2 separate regions of the Homo sapiens genome follow, and region 2 is linked to region 1. A link is a loop called in an ENCODE intact Hi-C map of the cell type or tissue named here. Cell type or tissue: Calu3. All regions are shown on one strand. Links, peaks and the distances in the headings refer to the core of each region. The heading gives the core; the rest is flanking DNA. Region 1 overlaps LOC105369844 (a long non-coding RNA gene). Region 2 overlaps LOC105369844 (a long non-coding RNA gene).

Evidence for each region. A loop is a pair of places that touch in the nucleus more often than their neighbours do. Peaks named below come from ENCODE experiments on the same cell type or tissue, not always from the same donor. Only the 100,000 strongest peaks of a DNase experiment are listed, where the experiment ranks them.
Region 2: a loop joins it to region 1, with 2.3 times the contacts of the local background. A loop is called at or near these places in 2 of 110 quality-filtered maps.

The regions. Positions count from the first base shown.
Region 1 is chr12:75,557,828-75,569,761 of GRCh38, forward strand. It overlaps LOC105369844 (a long non-coding RNA gene), which reads right to left. Exons shown (of 16, transcript XR_007063375.1): 11 at 6,973-8,249; 12 at 5,392-5,573. Among named protein-coding and RNA genes, the nearest start is that of KRR1, 52 kb to the left of the region's middle. In Calu3, for the core only: no CTCF peak of the experiment used is centred there; a DNase peak (open chromatin) is centred at 6,734.
Region 2 is chr12:75,746,506-75,758,439 of GRCh38, forward strand. The region is part of intron 1 of LOC105369844 (a long non-coding RNA gene); the gene reads right to left. Among named protein-coding and RNA genes, the nearest start is that of KRR1, 240 kb to the left of the region's middle. RefSeq lists an enhancer at 183-684. In Calu3, for the core only: no CTCF peak of the experiment used is centred there; a DNase peak (open chromatin) is centred at 5,816.

The DNA.
Region 1 (11,934 bases), core at 2,451-10,450:
CCTTTAAAACTAGTCCTTTGCCTATCTTCATAACGACTTTTGCTTTATAGAAAACAATACTAGTTATGTGATTCAAAGTGGATTTTTCTTCTAGAATAGTCCTGCCTATAATGTCCAAGGAAGAGCAATTACTCTTTCGAGAACCATCTGAACTAGTCCAACAATTTGCTTGAGGAAAGCTTGAAGTATTAACCTGTTCTCACTTTGTTTTTTAAAAATAAAAACACATGTGGTAGTAAGAATTCAGTTTCCATGAATGTGCTGCATGCTGGTCAGAAGACATGAAGTCCTTAGATTTTTTTATAAGAATTAATACGCATTATGAAGGCCTTTTAGTTCTCCATTTACCTTGGGAGCTCACTAGCTCTAATAAGTGCAATAGTAAACTTTGACATTTCTCTAAATTGTGCCAGGATGTTAGCTATGAGAAACATGTTTGGAGGTTATTTGCCTCATTTTTCTCCTTCCTTTTGCTTTCCACTCAGTTTTCCCCACCTTGCACACAGGTCTGTTTACCTAACTTCGGAGAATTTGTGCTTGGTTTGCTTCAGCAAAGAAGTAGTTGGATTCCTCTATTGATTTTTGACCCCCATTCTAACCTCAACCATCACCCTTCTCTAGCCCAAGGGAGACCTGAGCTTTGTTTTTAAGGGAAAGGGCAATGAAAAGTCAACGCACAGGTCAGGGACAGGCAGTAATGAAACACTGGGATCAGGTGGCAGCAGCTTCAGCTCCTTTCACAGGACACTGAGCAAGAATGAAGACTCAAGGACACCATTCAGAGAAAAGCAGATGGTTTGTATCAAGCGCTTGGTTATGCTCAATCTCCTATCAGCCATTGTTGTCTTGCAGAAACATTTCCAGCTACGCAACTGGCCTGTTTTATGGAGGGACAGAGCAGTTTATGGTAGAGATGCTCTGTAAACTATTTTTATAACCTTGAAGGACATTAGATATAATCTATGAAGCAATGAAAGGTATGAGTGTTTTGGAGATTATCCCCCAACATTAGCTTCCCAGGAGTACCCCTTTTACAAGTCTGTGGTTTATGCTCCTTTGGGCATGGATGTCGGATCACTATTTTGGGAACTGACAACAATAACAGCCAGCTTGACTGTGTTCATACTCTCGAGTGTATATAAGCATCCACAAAATTTGGCTTCTTAATGTGAAATGACACCTGATATGAAACTGTCCCCTAAGAAGGTGTCAAACACAAAAATTCAACGGAAGCTAGGAAGCATGCGTCCAGCTGAATGTGCACACTGAGAAAAGGCTTTTTCAAATGTAGTAAAAGGAACTAATACAACTGAACTCTGTAATGAATTTAAATCTAATACAAGTGAACTCTGTAATGAATTTAAATAGTCTACCGTATGTTTTATTAGAAGAATGTCATTTGGGGCTTGGTTGGTGGATAGAAAGTTTTCTAGAGGCCGTGTCAAAAAAAAATACAAAAATATATAAAAGAATTTCTGATGTTTATTTAGTGTTTGTGAAGGTCCAGATACTATGTTAAATATTTTTCAAGCCTCATAGGTTCATAATTAAATTCTTTAAGGAAAGAAAGCACTATTATGATCTCCATTTTACTGTAAAGGAAATTGAAGTTTAGAAAGGCCAACTAACAAATGAATGCTTAACCCAGGTCTATCTGAATCTAGTGCCCTAAAATCTTAACTGATAGGCATTGTTGAATATTTACCTATGATTTCAAAGCCAGGCATTATACTAAATGAAACTAAGAGATAATAACCTGGAAAATGTGAATAGTCAGAACTATTCCATTAAACAGCCAGTCAGAGTTGAGTTATACAAGGATTCAAAGAAATGTATATGTGTGCTTCACACAGAAATTAATTTCGGAATGGCCAGTTTGTCAAAAATGATAGCTTTTTTTTTTTTTTTTAAACAAGAGTCTTGCTCTGTGGCCCAGGCTGGAGTGCAGTGGCATGATCTCAGCTCACTGCAACCTCTGCCTCCCGGGTTCAAGCAATTATCCTGCCTCAGCCTCCCAAGTAGCTGGGATTACAGGTGCCTGCCACCACACCAGGCTAATTTTTTTGTATTTTTAGTAGAGACAGGGTTTCACCATGTTGGACAGGCTGGTCTCCAACTCCTGACCTCAGGTGATCCGCCCACCTTGGCCTCCCAAAGTTCTGGGATTACAGGCGTGAGCTACCGTGCTGAGCCAGCACTCTTTTTGAAATACTAATTTTTAAAAATAGATGAACTGTGCCTTTTTTCTTCTTTTTTTGCATTTTATCACAAGCTCATGGATCTATGCTATACTACAAGCCCATTTCTTTCATCTATTCAGTGGTTTCTGATGACCTAACACTGTTAGGTAAAGGTGCATGTGTTGCCAGTAATTTTCTCACCAAGAATTACTTTAACTTATGTGGTTAAAGGTGTCAATACCTTCCCAGGAAAAGCACTGAGTGGGTTAGTGGAAGGCACACACTTATCAAGCAGCAGTTCTTGAGCAGCAATGCTTGTTGTAAAAGTGCTAATATTTATTTTCCACACTAGAGGACAGTGCTTGAAAGAGTAACAGTCCTTACCTCAAAGGTTAGGCAGCACCAAGACTGGAACAATCAGACCATTATTAGCTTCCCTAACCCACGTGCAGAGCACATAAAGATTTTATTTCTTTGGGAGAAAAAAAGAGAAATAAATATGTTTGCTCTAACATGCGGCAGTAATCAATGATGATGCTGTATTAACTTCCTGGGCACAGAGAAAGAGAAATGCCAGTAAAATTTACTAATTAGAATTGCCAAAGAATGAATGAAAGAAGACATCTTTATAAATGCACATGAAATCCTTTCACAATAAGCTCTTAAAGAAAGAATTTTTGTTGAAGCTGTGACTAAATGCTCAGAAAAATAATCTGATGTTTTGGGTTGATTATCATTAGAATTCAGTGATGAAAAACTTATTTACGTAAACATCTTGTTTTCTCTCATCAGTATAATAGTCATACATGCTGTAGGGTACAAAATACAAGGCCCAAAACATATATGTAATGTTATTTGATGGTTAAGTTTTGCCCTTGGAAGCAGGAGATGGGTGTTGGAGAGGGAGTGGTTAGTGGTGTTTGAAGATGGATTTCAATACTATAGAAACCCCTTTTGGTTTTACCTGCATGAATCTTCAAGCAAGAGTATCACTAACTACATAGACTGTCAAAAGGGAGGCATTGTTTCCTTAAGCCATAATTAAAGACAGTCCCTCGCCTTGACGTTTGCTTGAACAAGGACCATTGGGACCCTGAGGGATTAACTCAGCATTCATACTTTTCAAAAGGGGCTGGTGGGAGTAAGAAAGAGGAGGAATATGAGAGACTAATGAAAGATTTCATTGAAGGGCACCAAATCCAAGACTTCTCATTGTTCCTGGAGCCAGCCCAGGTGATTCACCAATCAGCCAGTGGAAGGGGCTCTGTTTTACTGAACTGAGGTGGGTGTAGTAACCTCTACTTTCCCATTCTCAACATCTGACCCTTTTCTACTTCACTGTTACCCTCATCTTCTGTTTATATTGATTGCCTACAGTGTCACAGAATTGAAAAATACTGGGGAGCCCAGCACACTCCTGGGTACTACAGCAGATTACACCAATTTTAAATCTTCTCCCTGCCCTGAAGGATATATGGATACACTCGGTAATAGAAAAGCTTACCGTCTAGTGGAGAAGATGCCCCGATACCCAATCAACCATCCCCTCTCCTAGCGTGAGAACAGCCCTATCTGAGCAGTACTAGGTATTCACTCCTATTCATTTTCTACCCCTGACTTGAGGACACAGTCCTGGGGACAGTGACCCCAAGATTTCTCTCTTTCTTTCCTTCCTTCCTTCCTTCCTTCCCTCCCTCTCTCTCTCCGTCGCTCCCTCTCTCTCTTTCTTTTCTTTGAGTCTTGCTCTGTTGTCCAGGCTGGAATGCAGTGGCGCTATCTCAGCTCACTGCAAACTCCGCCTCCCAGGTTCACTCCATTCTCTGGGACTACAGGCGCCCGCCACCATGCCAGGCTAATTTTTTTTGTATTTTTAGTAGAGACGGGGTTTCATTATGTTGGCCAGACTGGTCTCAAACTCCTGACCTCGTGATTCACCCACCTCGGCCTCCCAAAGTGCCGTGACCCCAAGATTTCTAACAAAAATCACCACAGTCTGGAATATCGAGAATTTTGTTCAGCCCTCTGTAGCTATGTGACCCTGTACAGCCCTGCCCAAGACAACTAACTACTCTGTACAACACAGTTTCCTCTTTGCAGAATGAAATTACAGATGTAACCACATCACGGGATTAGTGTGTGAGTGGAAAGGAAATAAGGGTGGGAACGACCCTGATGCCCATCACAGAGCTCTTTCTGTTGTGGATCCTTCATGAGCTCATAAAAGTCACTAATTTCAAAAGAACAGGCTTTATTCAGCCTTCATTTGGGATGTACAAAATTTTGGCCCCGGATGGAGACCTGATTATTTACATTCCAAAGGATCTTCAACTTTAAAACCTTAACATAGCATTTTTTTTAAAATGAATTAGCTGGAGTTGTAGAATACTAGATCTGGTTTAGATTTTAGAGCTGTTTTAGGTAGTCTCCTGGTGATCCACCTCCATATATAAATAAGGAAATAGCAATTGGGATGTTTTCCTTGGGCTAAGAGCAATTTTTTGGAAGAGCTAGTCTTAAAACCAAATCTTCTGATTCTCAGCCCTGTTGGTTGGTCAGCTAATAACTGTAAACACGAGATTAGAATCAGACATATATAATGATAAAGTGGCCTAAAACCATCACATTATTCAATGAGATTTGCTTATTAAAGAAATCTACATTGCATACCCATTCAGAAATATATTTATAAGAAATACTGAAGTACAAACAGCAAGAGGAACCAAAAATGTGTGCACAAATGCAACCAACATCAATATGCCATCACCAGCCATCCAGGTTATTTCTAGTCTTATCAAAATCAACATAGCAATAAAATGTCTCCTTGTCCTTTCAACCTCCTTATTAAAATGCATTAAATTTGTTTTTTTCATACATAGAAAGATAAGGTTATTAATTACAGGAACTGCTTATCAGCAAAATGTAAAATAGCAGGAAAGTCATTTGATGGTTTAGCTAAGAAGAAAAAGGAATAATGGGAAGAAAGAAATTCAGATGAAAGAAGTTGAAGGAAATGAATATTAAATTCATATTCATAAATGATTTAATTTTTTAAATTGAAACATTTCCTAGAAAGAAATCACATATTTTAAAAGAAAGTCGATTATGAAGTATACAAGTATATATATATGTATGTAAATTGCCATTTAAAATTAAAAGAATAAACTGTTGTATATTTTACTAGACCTTTTACAAATAAAAAGGATCACCTCACCTCCAGAATGGTCCTGGCAGGATTGCAGGTAGCTGGGGTCAGCAGAGGTGTGAGGGAGAGGTGATCTCGGCATCTACTCCAAACGCCTCGCTTTGATTCCTATATAACCTTGTTGATAACTGGAGTTTTGGGGAATCTTAGGTTTTAAGAACTTCATTTCACAGGTACTTAAAATTAATATCCTGCAAATAGAAGGTAGAGGATTACCTTCTCTTCAGAAAGCAGAAAAATGGAGCAGTCAATTCTATCAACATAGCCTGTATTTGGAGCACGGCTTTTAAACAGACAGCCAGGTCTCTGCTGTTGTGTTGTCTTGCCTGTCAATCAAAGTGTTTGGGAAATGGATTCTCAACGTTATGTGTCAGTCAATAACCTCAGTCTTGAAACAGAAGACCATAACAAGACTGGATTTATTTGCATTTAATTTCAATGAATTTACATGTCATGGTCACAAGTTTTAATTTCCTTCACAAAATAAATTAGTGAAAGTCACTTGTACAGTATTGATAGGAACAAAGATTTTCAGCCTAATTTATCTGAAATATACATATAAATTTAGTAAATTTAAACACAACCCCTAATTTAGAGGAACAGATAGACACTAGGTATTTGGGAGCCATTATTCTTTTTCATTTTAGTAGGAAGTAATTTTTTTCTTTTTTCTTTTTTTTTGAAATGGAGTCTTGCTCTGTCGCCTAGGCTGGAGCGGTGCAGTGGTGTGATCTCTGCTCACTGCAACTTCCACCTCCCAGGTTCAAGCAATTCTCGTGCCTCAGCCTCCCGAGTAGCTGTGATTACAAGCATCTGCCACCACGCCCAGCTCATTTGTGTTTTTAGTAGAGACAGTGTTTCAACATGTTGGCCAGGCTGGTGTCAAACTCCTGACCTCAAGTGATCTGCCCACCTCCGCCTCCCAAAGCGCTGGGATTACAGGTGTGAGCCACTGCGCCACTTTTCCTCAAGTACAAAGTAATATATTTAATATTTGGTGTTGATGAAGGAGGAGTTTAAATTCACAAAGCCTTATGGGGAAGCAGCAGCTTTTGTAGAATATAATATTCTGTTTATATTACCTATCAATCATCTATCTACCTATCTTCTATTTATTGAGTAGTTTTCCAAAACCTTTTCAGCTATAGAACACTTAAAAAAAAAAAAAACTCATCTGAAAAAGTCATATTAAAAACAAAGGTGTTCTGGCTGTGTTTGGGGTGAAGCCCGTGCCCAGGCCCACTCTGCTGCATCCTCATTTGTGGGTTGAAAGGAGAGACGTGTGTTTCTGGGAAAGGGGCAGTACTGGCTGAAGGAATTGCTGTGACCCCATGGCAGCTGCCCTTGGCAATCTCAGGAGGAAATGCCTGCAAACCAGGCTGTGTAACAATAGCCAAACAGGCTGCTTTAGCCTTTGCCAACACCAGAAATAAAGAATTCATTATGACTAATTAATTAATAAAATATGCAATGCTTCCTTTAAGGCTGTCCTGACTGGAAACACTGTAACAAAATTAGCAAACACTCTAAACCATGAGTCCCATGTGTTAAACATCCCCCAAATCATATCTGATAAATAAAAAAGCATACCTTCTAAGCCAGTGAAGGGTCGAATATTTCAGGAAGGATCCATTGTTAACCAGTTGAAAATACCTCGATTATATTCCATACTGCAGTGGGAAGGAGTGATTTACTCTTACTTTATTGGCTTGCATTTTAATTTGAATCTATTTTTAAAAACCTACTTTGGTTGTGGTTCAATACTTGCATAGTTGGCCAAGTGATGTTTAATCATGCATTTGAGTCGGTTGGGGACTGCAAGCTCTCAGAGGACGGGACTCAGCTGCTTAACTTCAATCCTCTGCCAACTGCTCTATGTTGTCAGGTGCCTAGGGATGGCCTTGCAGCCAGAGCTTTTTCTGTGGCTTCCTTTTCCTCTTCATTCTATCTCTAGTCCCCATTCAGACTTTTTAATAAGAGCAAACTACTTCCCTCGGTAGAAAGATTCCATCTGCAGAATTTTCCTGTTGAGCATATGTCACGCATAACCAAAAATTGTATCAAATGAAGAGGATGTTTGACTTCAGCCAAAACCATTCTAAGAGACTTTGAAGTTATGGCGGCTCCACTAGTTGTACTCCACTAGAAAAGTTTTTTTTTTTTTTTAATGACACATTGAACCCTAAAACTAGCTCATCAGATCATTCAAATAGCCTGGCTGATTAGACGTTACAGTCCCAGTGACAACATTTTATAGTAAATGTCAGAAACAGAAAAGATAGGTGGACAGATGAGTTACGATTCTCTATGACAAATGGAACGATGAGGTTGAGTATCTTCTTAAACATGAGCTCAACTTTCCTCTGAAACCTTTGCAGATTACATTTGATTGCTGTCTAGATCAGAAAGGATGATGTTACCAAAGATCCATTCTTTAATTGCTGCTTCAAGCTAGGGAGTCCTTGTGCTTTCAAAAATCCCTTCCAGTTTCCAGGGAAAAGGATCATTCTTTGAACTTTACATGTCTCTTAGTAAATTTGAATCCATGATTTGGTCCTAGACATGATCGCAGTTTTCAGTTCTTGGGCAATCAAATCAACCCAAAATAAATTTCTCTTCTTACATGTATGTATTGGGAAGGATGGAGTAACAGATGGGGGAAGGCTACTGAAATAGAATATCGCTTAATCTCAGATATCAGGGTCCTTAAAGCTTCAAATGAGCACTTACTTGGAATAATTGGTAATCCATTTACTCATTCACTAATTCATTCCATAGACGTTTACTGTGTGCTTGAGATCTACCAGGCACTGGGCCAGGTTTGGGTAACAATGAACACAACGCATCTCCTTTCCTCAAGGTTAGTGCTACAGACACAGAGATAAACAATAAGGACTGATCATGTACAGGCAACAAGGCACAGGATCCTGAGGGGGAACAGAGAAGGGAGACCTAAAGCAGTCTTGGAGGGGAGGGTGGCATTGAGATGAGCCAGCCTGGGGAAGGTGGGTGTGAGAGAATGGCAAAAGGTAAGAAGGGAAAGCAAATCAAGCACCAGGTTTTGAAGGGCTTTGTGCATCAAATAAGTTTATCTGATCTTGATCTGCTTTTGCCTTTCTCAGACTTTGATATCCTGGTGGCCATATTGCAAAACCACAGGATAAACAAGAAATATCTTCCTGGAGCATTGTTTTTGCTAAGTGTTGAGTAATTTAAAATATTTATTACTAAAGAAGTAGAGTGCAAAATCTGCATACATTTGTAAGATAAATTATAAAACTCCTAAGATATTTTGTACTTGTGACAGGGAACTTCAGATCCCAGGCCTGCTCTCTCCTTTGCCATTGGGGAAATGCTTGTGGAAAAGTTTGCAAAGCAGATCGTAATGGGGAGCTACTTAAGAGTTTTAAGGAGACCAATGACAGGAGCCAGTTTGCAAGTTAGAAAGACTTCAGACTGCCAGGCAGATAACGATTTAGAGAAGAGTGAGAGTGGAAGCAGGAAGAGCTGCTTCAGGAGGCTCTGCGTGGTGGCTCATGCCTGTAATCCCAGCAGTTTGGGAGGCCGAGGTGAGTGGATCACCTGAGGTCAGAAGTTCGAGACCAATGAATAACCTGAGGTCAGGAGTTCGAGACCAGCCTGGCCAACATGGTGAAACCCCATCTATACTAAAAATATATATAAAAAAATTAGCCGGGCATGGTAGTGGGCGCCTGTAATCCCAGCTACTCAGGAGGCTGAGGCAGAAGAATTGCTTGAACCCAGGAGATGGAGGTTGCAGTGAGCCAACATGGTCCCACTGCACTCCAGCCCGGGTCTCAACAAAAAAAAAGAGAAGAGCTGCTTAGAGGCTATTGTAGTCACAGATATGAGAAATATACTGGCTCTAACTAGGGTGGCAGCAGCAGGGATTTAAAAAAGTGATTTGCAAGACATTAAGGCAATAGCATCAATGAGACAGTTTTTGATTCATTCATGTAGTTAATAAACTTTTACCGGGTTTATAAGTAACAATGCCTATGTTCCAGGTATTGTTCTAGGTTCACAGCAGGGAAAAACACAGAAAAGAACCCTACCTTCTTGGGGCTTATATTCTAGAGGAAAGAGGCAGATGAAACAAAGTAAATAAGCAGTTAACCCCATAGCATAAATCAGTGATAAATGTCCCAGTGGAAATGAATTGGTCAATGTGATGATTCCCTGGGGAGCAGATAAGGTGGTCAGAAATGGGATTTGAAGAGTGAAAAGAGAAGAAGGCAAACATGATGAGTGAATGACAGTGTGCTATACTGAGACATGGAACATAAGAAGAAAGGAATATTTGAGAGGGAATGAATGATACTGAGTTCAGTTTGGGAGATCCAGGAGAATATACCCATAAGAGAATTGCCTTGGAATCTGTGCTTAAAATATAAAGAGATAGATAGATGATAGATAGATGATAGATAGATAGATAGATAGATAGATAGATAGGTATAAAAAACATACATGCTCACATAACACACACACAAGTACCACATGGAGTCACTTTAGAGATGGGGAGGTACTGAATCTAAAGATATGGAAACAGCAGCAATAGGAAATGAGGGCACAGCCCCAGAGACCTCTTGAGCAGGTGTGGGATTGAGATGAAAGATAATGTGTTGTTTATTAGCTAAGGAGCATCATCTTAGCTAATACATGCTATGTATGCAATAAATAGCATGTTCTCTGACGTTCAGTAGATATAATCAATGGTTTGATGGTTTGATTTGGTACATGTTCTATTCTGCTTTTATTAGTGGAAATAACTCCAAGAGTGTGCGTGGGGAAGTCAGTGGAGCAGTTGGAGCTCTTTTTTGGCATGTGCTCTATGCATGACTTCCACACTGTCCACCTGAACTTAAAAAAGGCACCTGCACAGTCCCTAAAGAGACTCCAAGCTATAATGAGGCCCATGCCCAGAAGCGGAGGGAAGCCATTAAGATAATGAGGGAATCTGGTGTTCTTCCTTGCAAGAGCCCCAATTAGAGAATTTAAAACCCCACATTTCAAGGATGTGTTACCATTGAAAAATTCCAGTTTTTTCTTTCTAGACAATGTGAGACAATAAAACCCCAGTGTGAAAAAGGAGGAAGCTCAAGAAACCCACTTCTGGGAAGAAGTGGAGGAACATAAACAACCTTTTTTCTTTTTCACCCTGCAAAGAGTCCTTCCACCACAGCTGAATGTCTTTCTTCAACTGCTATTGCTTAATAATCTTAGCATTTACATTGACCTTTAAATTGGTCGTTTGGCTGGAGACAGTTTTCTGTGGGGCAGATTTAGCTAAGATCTGCCTACTGGTTTATACTAAAATCCTGCATAATTATAAAAGCCACGGACCTCACTTTTGGAGTCTTCCAACATCAACATTGAAGAACACTCCACCTTCCAAAAAAAAACACAAAACATGTTTCTGCATGAAAGGCCACTTTGAGCAAATGAAAGTATCTGACATGCAGCTCTAAATAGGTCTTTTCACGGGTTATCCTATTACAGTAAATGGAAATGAGTTATTCTTTCCTAGGCGTGGGGTGACATGTTAAGAGTGGGTTTAAAAACCATAGTGTGCTGGCCAAAGCCTGAAAGACAGGCATCTTAGGAAGATGTTGGTCTGTTAATTGGCTACTCAAGGAACAGAAGTAGAAAACAGGATATTAAAAGACCAAATTTAAAATAGATGACAGGCTTATTCAAAAGCCATATACCCGAATTGAATGTGGGAATGTGATTGTCTTTGTGTTTTCGTGTTTTTCATATATGCTCACAGTGTTGCAGTATCAGGAGATTCCTGGCACATGCCCCAACTCTGAGACTGTTTCTATACTTGTCTAGGCTGCAGTGCCACAGACAGCAAAAAAACCCTAATTTTCTAAGTCTAGACAGGAGCGAATATCCAGGAACCAATATGTGTGCTTATTTGTAGTTTCTTTCTAGGAACAAAAAAATCAGAGTTTATAAATACAATTCTATAATCATACCTTTCCAAAACAAAGAACTGGATATAACTGTCAACTTTTTTTGGTGGCTCATGCCTGTAATCTCAGCATTTTGGGAGGCCAAGGCAGGTGGATCACTGGAGGCCAGGAGTTTGAGACCAGCCTGTCCGACATGGTGAAACCCTGTCTCTACTAAAAATACACAAATTAACCAGGCATGGTGGTGGGCACCTGTAATCCCAGCTGCTCAGGAGGCTGAGGCAGGAGAATCGCTTGAACCTGGGAGGCCAAGTTTGCAGTAAGCTGAGATTGTGCCACTGCACTCCAGCCTGGCCCACAGAGAGAGACACCATCTCAAAAAATAATAATAATAATAATAAAGAATGAATGAAATGAAAGCCAGGCAGATGAATAATTGAGGGTTACTCCATGTCAGTCTCACATTAGGCTGACATTTTTAAAACAGTTTTGATATTCAAAACAAACAAAAAGATAGGTAGCATTTCCAGTTTAAAGAGATGAGGAGGCCAGGCGCGGTGGCTCATGCCTGTAATCCCAGCACTTTGGGAGGCTTAGGTGGGCAGATCACAAG
Region 2 (11,934 bases), core at 1,504-9,503, 190 kb after region 1:
TTTTTCTTTGGAGGTAATAGTAGATTCACATACAATTGTGAGAAATAATGCAGAGAGATCCTACATTCCTTTTACTCAGTTTTCCCAAACTTGTAAACTATGGTACAACACCACAACCAGGATACTGACATTGATAGTATCAAAATACAAAACATTTTCATCACCACAAGGATCCCTCATGTCGCCCTTTTAAGAATGTGAATGCAGAAAATCTGAGACAGGTCTCAGTTAATTTAGAAAGTTTATTTTGCCAAGGTTGAGAACACACCCGAGACACAGCCTCAGGAAGTCCTGACGACAAGTGCCCAAGGTGGCCAGGGCACAGCTTGGTTTTATACATTCCAGGGAGACATGAGACATCAGTCAATACATGTAAGAAGTACACTGGTTCACTCTGGAAAGGTGGGACAACTCAAAGCAAAGGCAGAAATACTGGAAGTCGGGAGGCAGCTTCCAGGTCACAGATTGGTGATACACAACCAGTTACTTTCTTTTGAGTTTCTGATTAGCCTTTCCAAGAGAGGCAATCACACATGCATCTATCTCAGCAGAGGGGTGACTTTGAATTGAATGGGAGGGAGGTTTGCCCTAAGCAGTTTCCAGCTTGAGTTTTCCTTAGTCATTTTGGGGGCCCAAGACATTTTCCTTTCACAACCTCTAATTTCTTACCCATTTCTATAATTTTGTCACTACAAGAATATTATATAAATGGAATAATGGAGTATGTACCATTTGGGATGGATTTTTTAAAAAAAACTCAGCATAAACTGGGTGCGGTAGCTCACGCCTGTAATCCCAGCACTTTGGGAGGCCGAGGCTGGTGGATCACCTGAGGTCAGGAGTTCAAGACCAGCCTCAACATGGAGAAACCCCATCTCTACTAAAAGTACAAAATTAGCCGGGCGTGGTGGTGCATGCCTGTAATCCCAGCTTCTCGGGAGGCTGAGGCAGGAGAATTGCTTGAACCTGGGAGGCGGAGGCTGCAGTGAGCCGAGATTGCGCCATTGCACTCCAGCCTGGGCAACAAGAGCGAAACTCCGTCTCAAAAAAAAAAAAAAAAAAAAAACCTCAGCATAATCCTTTGGTGATTCATCCAGATTGTTGCATGTATCAGTAACTCATTTCTTTTTATTTATAAGTAGTATTCCATGGTACTGATATACCACAGTTTGACCATTCATCTGTTGAAGAATATCTGAGTCATTTTTAGTTACGGGCTATTATATATAAAGCTGATTTAAACATTTGTGTACAGGTTTTGTGTGTGAGCATAAGCTCCCATTTTTCTGGGACAAATTCCCTGGAGTACAATTACTGAGCCATATGGTAATTACATGTTTAGTTTTAAAGGAACTGCAAACTGTTTTCCAGAATCTCTGTAGCATCAGCAATGTAACAATGATCCAGTTTCTCTACATCCTTGCCAGCACTGGGTGATGTCACTGAAACTGCCTTTGCAAAATTATAACTGAGGAAATTATGACAGTGAAAGAAATCAGACCTAACTGACTCTATCTTACTTATAAACCTTCAGCTGTCCTTGCTCATTGCTGGGTGCAGGCCAAACTAACTTTGGGAAAGAACTCAGTTCATGTTTTGACTCTAAAACAAAATTGATAACAGCCGTTTCCGAAAAGACCCCCTTCTTGCCTGATGTCCAGTCTTTGCAGGACTAACAAATTAGCTACAAGATTAGAAATGACAATTTAGGGGTCATGCAGCCTCTGGCTCCAAGAGTCTAAACCTCCCCAAATTGCTTCTGGGAATAACATCACTATTGTAAAGCTTAAGATCAGTGCTTGAGATATTTTGCAGACCCTGCACTTGACGGATCAGCTGACACCATCCAGACTGGTAATCTGGCCCAACCCGTTCTGCCATCCTACCCAGGAACAGAAGACGTTAAGAAAAACTCACTTCAACCCCCTTTGATTCCATTTCCAACCTGACCAATCAGCACTCCCCACTTTCCAAGCCCCTACCCGCCAAATTATCTTTTAAAACTCTGATCTCCGAGATCTAATTAAACTAAAGAGCTTCTGCACAGCAAAAGAAACTACCATCAGAGTGAACAGGAAACCTACAGAATGGGAGAAAATTTTTACAATCTACCCATCTGACAAAGGGCTAATATCCAGAATCTACAAAGAACTTAAACAAATTCACAAGAAAAAATCAAACAACCCCATCAAAAAGTGGCTGAAGTATATGAACAGACACTTCTCAAAAGAAGACATTTATGCAGCCAACAGACACATGAAAAAATGCTCATCATCACTGGCCATCAGAGAAGTGCAAATCAAAACCACAATGAGATACCATCTCACACCAGTTAGAATGGTGATCACTAAAAAGTCAGGAAACAACAGGTGCTGGAGAGGATGTGGAGAAATAGGAACACTTTTACACTGTTGGTGGGACTGTAAACTAGTTCAACCATTGTGGAAGACACTGTGGCGATTCCTCAAGGATCTAGAACTAGAAATACCATTTGACCCAGCCATCCCATTACTGGGTATATACCCAAAGGATTATACATCATGCTGCTATAAAGACACATGCACACGTATGTTATTGTGGCACTATTCACAATAACAAAGACTTAGAATCAACCCAAATGTCCATCAATGATAGACTGGATTAAGAAAATGTGGCACATATACACCATGGAATACTATGCAGCCATAAAAAAGGATGAGTTCATGTCCTTTGCAGGGACATGGATAAAGCTGGAAACCATCATTCTGAGCAAACTATCGCAAGGACAGAAAACCAAACACCACATGTTCTCACTCATAGGTGGGAACTGAACAATGAGAACACGTGGACACAGGGTGGGGAACATCACACACCAGGGCCTGTCATGGGGTTGGGGGAAGGTGGAGTGTTAGCATTAGGAGATATACCTAATGTAAATGATGAGTTACTGGGTGCAGCACACCAACATGGCACATGTATACATGTGTAACAAACCTGCACGTTGTGCACATGTACCCTAGAACTTAAAGTATAATAAAAAATAAAATAAAATAAAAATAAAACTCTGATCCCCAAATGCTTGGGGAGACTGATTTGAGTAACAATAAAACTCTGGTCTCCGGCACAGCTGGCTCTGCGTGAATTACTCTTTCTCCATTGCAATTCCCCTGTCTTGATAAATTGGCTCTGTCTAGGCAGAGGGAAAAGTGAACCCATTGGACGGTTACATCATTAATTTTTTTTTTTTTTTTTTTAGCCATTGATAGATGTACTGTATGGTTTTAATTTAATTTAAATTTTAAATTCACTATGGTTTTAATTTGCATGTTCCTAACGGCTGACGATGTAGAACATCTTTTCATGTGCTTATTTGCCTTCTGTATATCTTTTCAGTGAAATGTTTCATGTCTATTATCTATTTCCTAATTGGATTGTTTACTTTGTTTACTGTTACATTGTGAGAATTTTAAGATTTCATTTTTATTCTTTGTCTGTCCTGGTTTTATTTATGATACGTCTGAGACAACATGGTATAGGTTGAAGAAAGTAAGTTTTATCGTGGGACAAACTATGAATCCCAGCTCTTCTCAGCTTCAGAACATTCACCCGTAAATTGGAGATGATAATGCTGTATTGTAGGGTGGCGATAAAAGGCAGTGTATATACAAACCACCTAACCTAGTATCTAATATATACAATGTAGATACTCAATACATGTAGCTACTATTTTATTATTTATTGATCAGATCAAACATTCTGTAGCTTATTTCTTTTTCCACTACCATTCTCTCAAGTCTTATGGTCCTGTCTTCCTTCCTTTTATACTGCCAACATTACAATAGTCAATACCTTCTAAAAGTACTTGCCGAGTTGCATACAGATCCTTCTACCTAAAGAACATCTCAAATGTGCATGTTCAGCTAATAACACTCCATTAATAATTATAAAAACATATCTAAAATACAACTCCTTAAAAACAATATTAGGGTACTGGGTTTACTACCTGGGTGATGTAATAATATGTACAACAAACTCCCATGACACATGTTTATCTATGTAACAACAAACCTTCACATGTACCCCCAAACCTAAAATAAAAATTAAAACAAATAATAAATTTTAAATTATGAGTATTGACAATACATGTGCTTATTTGGGAGTATTTCCCGAAATTTATCAGAAAACAAAGGAAGATAAAGGAAGAAGAATCCAGATCTTGTTAAACCATGTAGCTTACATGGTTTTTCATAAGCTGTAATTTTATCTTACATAGTTTCATTTAGAGGGCATTAAATGTACACTGCGTGGCTGGGCCTGTGTTGGATAATTTACGGACATTTTAAACAAAAAGAAAGCATGACTCCTCCTTCTGGGAAGTAGGACTTCATTTTCTATTTCCAGTTGGAAACTTTGAAAAGTTGAATTTTATTTCAATAGGACAGCATTTACTGAGATATTTAGGTAGGAAGCAAGATCTTAGCCAAGAACTGCTAGTTAATCTTCAGCAGCTTATACATAAAAAGATATTACTGGAAACACTTTCAGATTTGTTTATCCTCAAATAATGTGATCTATTTTCATTTTGGGAAAAAAAAATAAAGAATTCCACAGAAAGAAATGCTTGCATGACTTTCTGAGTCACACTGTGTAGATTTTTTCCAGTAAGCTACATTATGCTGGATGCTGTTCAAAAGGGAAAATGTCAAACACACTGGGGTTCAGTCTGGCCAGTGGGTGGGTTTACTCAAGCACAGAAATCAAATATAGGCGTTCAAGCCAATACCTCAGAAACGACAGAATGAATTACCAATCAGAGCTGGAATTTTAGAAGTTATTTTTCAGCTGAATCCCACAAATACAATATAAATGAACAATCCTTGTGAGCATTACAATGGCATTTATCGTTTTTTTTCTTAGAATCCTAAAGTTGAAAAAAACTAGACATTATAAAATTTAACCTTTCTTTTATACCATATCTCTGACACATCTCTGATAGATTTTCCTACTTCTGCTTGAAAACTTCTGAAAACGGAGAGCTCACTACTTTGCAGCACAGTCCCTTCCTTTGTCAGATCAATGAAAGGCAAGGAAAAGAACCTGGAATGATATAAGCCAAGATAATAACAGTGGTTACCTAAGGGTGGGCAAAAAGATGCATTTCTTGTTGTTGTTCTTTTGCTTGTATTTTCTAGCTTTTCTATAATGGGTTTCTGTTTTTATAATAAGTAAAAGATAAGTACTCTTCAAAACCATGAAGAATTCCAATATTAACACTGGTGTTGTCCCAACTTTTCACTCGAAAAATTAAGTCAGAGTAAGATTCAATGGCTAAAAATTAGATACAAAAATTACCAATGTTCCAAAAATCTATGACTGGGAAATATCTATTTCAACTGCATCAATATGTCAACCAAGGTTATGTTGATCAAATTGTTTCCAGCTAAATTGCTCTGGTCAAATAGTAAGATAGTTAATAATTCTTAGACTATGTACCCTCTGCTTCTATCAAAACATTCTAAGGATGCCAAACATTTTAGAAACAGTATCATTCCATGAACTCTAATCAAGTTATTATTGATCTACACCACCAAATTTACTGTGTTCTATAATTATCTAAATGGTGGTTTTATTATTATTATTATTATGGAACTTAACATTTAACCCTTGTTAAATTGATTATATCACCTTTGTTCTTTCCTTCTTACAAGGTGCTAAGTGGATCGCTTAAGAGGTTATGGGGGAAAAATTTGTTCCCAGATGAGAAAGATCATGTTCTGCAGAATTACTCATGCATCTTCATGACTGTTCCTGCTTCCCCGCCTCCCAGGTCCTTGGCCTTCCCTCCTTGCTCCCAGCATATTATTAGCCAGCTCCTAGTACATAATATGCTTTCAAACAAATCATATGTATTGAGCATCTACTGTGTATCTAACACTTCCACATAGGAAGCGTTATTCCTCAACAGCCCTCCTTATTTCTCAACAGCCCAGTTGATAGGTATCTACAGGTGCAGAAACAAGGGGTAATTGATTAAGTAATTTCTTGAAGTTCCACAGTTATTCATTGACGAGAGTATGATATGAACCTATATCTGAATGGTTTTATTGCTAATGCTGCCTCTGGGTATTTTTTGGCCTTGGCTTCTTGCCTTTAACCTTGCCCTGCAAAATCTCAGGTAGACTCTGTCACCTCCTCTCTGATTTCCAACACTAACCTAAACATCCTAGGTTTTTTCCTGTGCATTATCCATAACCATATTGGATGAGGTGCTTCCTGACTATTTAGAATTTGGGTATCCAACGTACAAGCGTTATTTTCAAGATCTATAAGAGTTTATATTTGCTCACCTAGATTTTCTTCTAAGGCATTGATAAGATTTGTGAAATACCAAAAAGAGAACCTTTCCAGAGTGCTATCATTTTACATTTTAGAATGTAAAAATGTTGAAGATGAAATAGATGAAATGGTAAACATAATTTGAGTATATATTAGACAACCTACAATTCACCTTCTTGTCCATGAACATATTTTAACAAATTGTCAAATACCTTGGTGACATCAAAGCCTACAACATATCCCTGATCTATCGTTTTAGAAAAATTATGAAACAGTAAATCCAATACATACTGGACTATACTGGTTCATGTACTTGAACAGTTCAAAGATAGGACTGGGTTGATGCAGATGCTAAAGTAATGTCACCCAGACCTAGTCTCTCTTCTTGGTTCAGTGCTCCTCCATTTTGACCTCCATCTTAGGGTTTACATAATACATGATATATGCTGGCAGCTCCCAGCCTACACCCTCCCAGGCCCACTACATACAAATCACTTTCATTGTTTGAGGAGTTACAAGAGGCATACAACTAAGTAAGACAGCCTTTCACCACAAAAGGCAGTATAGTCTAATAGAGAAAGCATGTGCTTTGGTGGAAAATAGATCTGGATTTGAATCTAAGACTTGTCCTTGAGCAACTTATTCAAACTTGGTGTCTTAAATTATAAAATGGAGATTCTATGTAGTTCATAGAGTTGATGTGAAATCCTAAAATTTGAATGAAATAATGTAAATTAAGTGCCTAGCATAATGCCAGGAACATTGCAGCTGCACAACCTATCAGCAAAAGTAAGTATACCAATATAATAATGCTAGTAGTGATATATGTTCTGTAATATTGATGTAAATTAATATACTAGGGTTTCAGAAGGTTCATATCTGATTGGGGTGATGGGGCTAGAAAATATTTCATGGAAGAAATGGTATTTAATGTGGGTCTTGGAAGGATGAATGAGGGCCAGGCCCGGTGGCTCATGCCTGCAATACCAGCATTTTGGGAGGCCGAGGAGGGCAGATCATGAGGTCAGGAGGTCAAGGCCAGCCTGACCAACGTGGTGAAACCCCGTCTCTACTAAAGATACAAAAATTATCCAGGTGTGGTGGTGAGCACTTGTAATCCCAGCTACTCAGAAGGCTGAGGCGGGAGAATCACTTGAACCCAGGAGGTGGAGTGCGGTGAGCTGAGATCACGCCACTGCACTCCAGCCCGGGCAACAGAGTGAGACTCTGTGTCAAAAAAAAAAAAAAAATAGCCATGAAGCTTTCATGTCTAAAGAAAAGGAGATTATTTTCTTAATTTTAATATTTCTTAGATTTAAAATGTGAAAATGTTGAAGATGAAATAGATGAAATGGTAAACTAATGAATCTCGTAATAAATCTCACACAGATTTATGAAATGTTTTCTCAGTGAATAAAAAGACAAATGAACTGTGATCAAATGATTCAAGGACAGTCATGAGATGTAGAGAACATGTTATTTTCTTTCTTAGACATACCATCATCCATAGCTCAGGCAGGATGTTCATCTCACACTTCAGCCCTTTGAGGTGTAAGCCAAGCTACAGATGCAGTGACAATAGAAATGCTATAAAATCAGGGATGCCACAGTCCAATTTGGTGCAGTAAGAACACAAAGGAACAAAGTATCAGAAAAGATGAAGCACATGTTCTCAGTATGTTTAGTTGCAAAGATAAAGTTCACAAGGAAGAAAAAAAGTTTTAAGTCTAAAAACCTTTTTTTTCTGAGTGTGTTTTGCTTTTGGGACCAAGTTGCAGGTTAATTTGGGTGGCTAAATAAATCAATAAGTTATTATTCTGATGTGGATATAGTACTTTGCCTTTAAAGAAAAGTTTCTCTCTTACATATTATCTTGTTTTATCTAGTTAAGGAGAGGAAAGGATGGAAGACAGAGGGGAGAAAAAAAGGTCAGACATATAATCAAAGCATCCTAATAAAAATTGGTTGGTATGGAGCTAAAGGGAAGCTATGGATTCCAATCAATTTGTACCTCAATGAAATGTGTGTGCTTTAAACACTGTGGTTTAAACCTTGTGGTTTGCAGACACACTGAATTTCACAGATGTGTAATCAAGGAAGTCACCATCACACAAAGTTCTTGTGAAGTAGCTTTCTGAAGTAATTCACTCAAATTCTCCTGATGGTGAATGTGGGGAACATCAACCCATTTGTTTGGGAGAGAGGGAGTTCCCTGACTCTTACTTCCAGGAAGGAGGCCATCTTTATGCACAATCTGTTGGCCCCACTTAATTTCTTCAGTTTATTTCCCCTGGCTCAGAATCCTGAAAAAAGTCTAAACGTGAAAATGCTGCACCTGAGAGGGTTTATATCTCTCAGTGCGGTAGAGGCAATGTCAAAACTATAAACTACCTGATACCTGAAATAGGCTGATAGCTTTTAAAAGTCACAATCCAAACAGAGCCCTCTGTTTACATTTCCTTATGTGAGTGAAATACCAAAGCAAACCAGATGTCTTTTGATGGGCTCTGGATTTTTACACACACACACACACACACACACACACACACACACACTACATCCTGTCTCACACCTGAAATCTTTATCCATCCTCCCAACTCCATCCTTACCATCATGGCCATTCATGGCAACACACATGTCTGTTCTGTGCGAGTTCTAAGGGAAAGTAAATATGAAGTATAGAGGCGTAGACACGTATTTGCCACTCCTTTATTTAACAAGTAATTGGTAAGTGCTTACTATGCCCCAGTCACCATATAATCAGTAGGCACTATATGGCCAGTTGTTTTATGGGTTACCCATATTCTAGTAACTTGGAAATCCTGCAATAAAGAAAAATTATCAGAACAAAACTGGAAATAAGATACCACTTCTTCTATTTACAGATAAGGAAATTAAGACTCAGAGATATCAAATAGATTGGCTGAGGGCAAGTGCCTTGTAAATTGTAGAAGTGGGCTTTGAACCAGGTGTTCCTGATTCCAAACTCCATGCTCCACACCACTCGGACTCTTCAATAACTTTTTATGTGTCTATTGATGTGAACCAGTATTTACTCTGATGCTTAAAAAAGAATTCTGTTTAGAGGAATGTAAACCAAATAAACAACTCAATCCAGAAAAAGAGTAGGAAATAGGCAAGCAAAGCACAAAAGTCCCAATTACTCAACTAAGCAAGCCATCTTAATAGAACCTGTAATTCATCTCACTTTCTCTGAGAAGCAACGAGTAGGCAAACTCTGAGCTAGTGTTCATTTAGTATTTAATATTTACTTCCGAAACCCATTTCTGAATTGAAATTCTGACTGAAATGAAGACATAATTATCTTCTGCTCAGGACCATGAGACATTAATTTACACACACATTTAAAAAATCATTTTATTGAATTAGACACCTGATCTAATAAGCAGAGATGTCCACTGTCTCTTGTGCAGTTTTCATCATCTTCTCTCTGGCCCTCCTCCCAGTATTATTATTATGCTCTTTGGCTCTTGTGTACACAACAAGGAACCAAGTGATGAGTGATTCTCTAGGCCAGAATATCATTTATTGATTTTGAATGCACACAAGTCAGAAAAGAACAAATAAGCCAATGAAAAGTATAACCTTATTTTTTTTAACAACTGTTATGCTCATTTAAGAAACAACCAAAAGATACCAACACCACCCTAAAATTAAGAAATAAAATTAATCTATATTAAGAGAAATACAAAACAATCCTCCATTCTACACAGAATTAATCCCAGGCTGGAGGAACATTGACACATTTCAGGAAGCCAAAAGAAAACTCTGCAAATCAGGAAAAAGCAATCTGAATGCAATGGCCAAAAAAGGGCTTTGCAGAGTTTAACACTGAAGACTGAGACAAAGTCTAATATTTCTTATCTATTATTTTAGAGGCTTAGATATATATATATATATATATATACACACACACACAAAGAGAAGGAAAAGCTGCATTTCTTGTCTAATGATTAAGAGCAAATAGGGTGAATCAGAATTTGTTAAAATTAGGTGCAGCTGCAAGTGACAAAAATGACAAAATAGCAATGGTAGAAGTGCATTTCTCATATAAATAGAGTCTGTGGGAAGACAAGTCATGGCTAGTAAGTAACTTTACACTAAATCACTCCCGCTCTGTCCGACACTGTGCCTGGACTTACTTGCTTTCTTGCCTTACATCTATAAATACAGCTCTGTCTCATCTCTGCTACGCAAAGAAAGCAGCCCCAATGGGCATGGAAAAGAATTACTCAATAAGCAGTTACCTATTTGGAGGGAAAATTGATCTGAATGTCAAATCAAACCATAAGCCAGAATAAATACAGATGGATTAGAATGCTAAAGTTTTTTTTTTTTTTTTTTCAAAAAAAGAAATCAAAGCATGAAAGAGCTAAAATAAGGGCAAATATTTATCAACATCCTGAAGGGGAAGGTCCTTCTAAGTTTCAAAGGAATAAAAGAATTCACAAAGGAAAAGTTCAATAGATTTTACTATGTAAACGTCTAAAATGTCTGTGTGTTAAACTATAACCAAAATTATAAGAAACTTTTTAAAACTGGGAAAACAGTTGCCTTAAACATGATAGAGAACATTTTCTATCATATTTGAAATTGCTGAAATAAATAGATAGAATAATTATTGCGACCCACCACAGCTCCACACATTAACATGAATGAATCCTATGAACAAAATGTTACGCAAAATGATCCACTCACAGGAGTTCAGAGTATGATTTCATTTTTATGAAGTTCGAAAACAGGCACAACTAAACTAAATTGTTTATGAATCCCTACATAGGTAATAAAAATATTAAGAAAAGCAAGGGATTGATGATCCAAAGTCAGGATCATGTTTTGGGTGAGGGAGGGAGGCGGGAAGAGGAAACACTGGAGAAGGCGATGGTCTAGCAGGCAGGAAGGGAGATGCGGAAACAACGTTTTACATTCTGGTTCCTAACTTGAGGGCTGGTCGCACAGTCCTCTGTAGAATTATATTTCAAGCTGTACATATGTTTTATACACTCTTCCGTATGTACCACATGTACTTCCCAATAAGACGGGGGAAAAGATCTCAAAAGATAAATGGGAAATGGATGTGCACAGAAAATTCACAAAAAGTGGAAATGCAAATAACTAGCCATCTTAGGGAAAAATATCCAGCTTACTAGAAGTCAAAGATATGTAATTTTTCAATCAATACACTGTCATTTTCTGCCTAATATTTGTGATAATATTTTTTCTTTCTATAAAAACTTAATGCTGATAATATAGTGAAAAAGTACCCTTAAACACTACTGAAAGAAGTGAGAACAATTAGGTAATATGTGTCAAAGGTCAAAACCTGTCTTTAGGCCGGGCGCGGTGACTCATGCCTATAATCCCAGCACTTTGGGAGGCCGAGGCGGGCGGATCACGAGGTCAGGAGATCGAGACCATCCTGGCTAACACAGTGAAACCCTGTCTCTACTAAAAATACAAAAACAAAAAATTAACCGGGAGTGGTGGCGGGCACCTGTAGTCCCAGCTACTTGAGAGGCTGAGGCAGGAGAATGGCGTGAACCCAGGAGATGGAGGTTGCAGTGAGCCAAGATTGCACCACTGCCCTCCAGCCTGGGC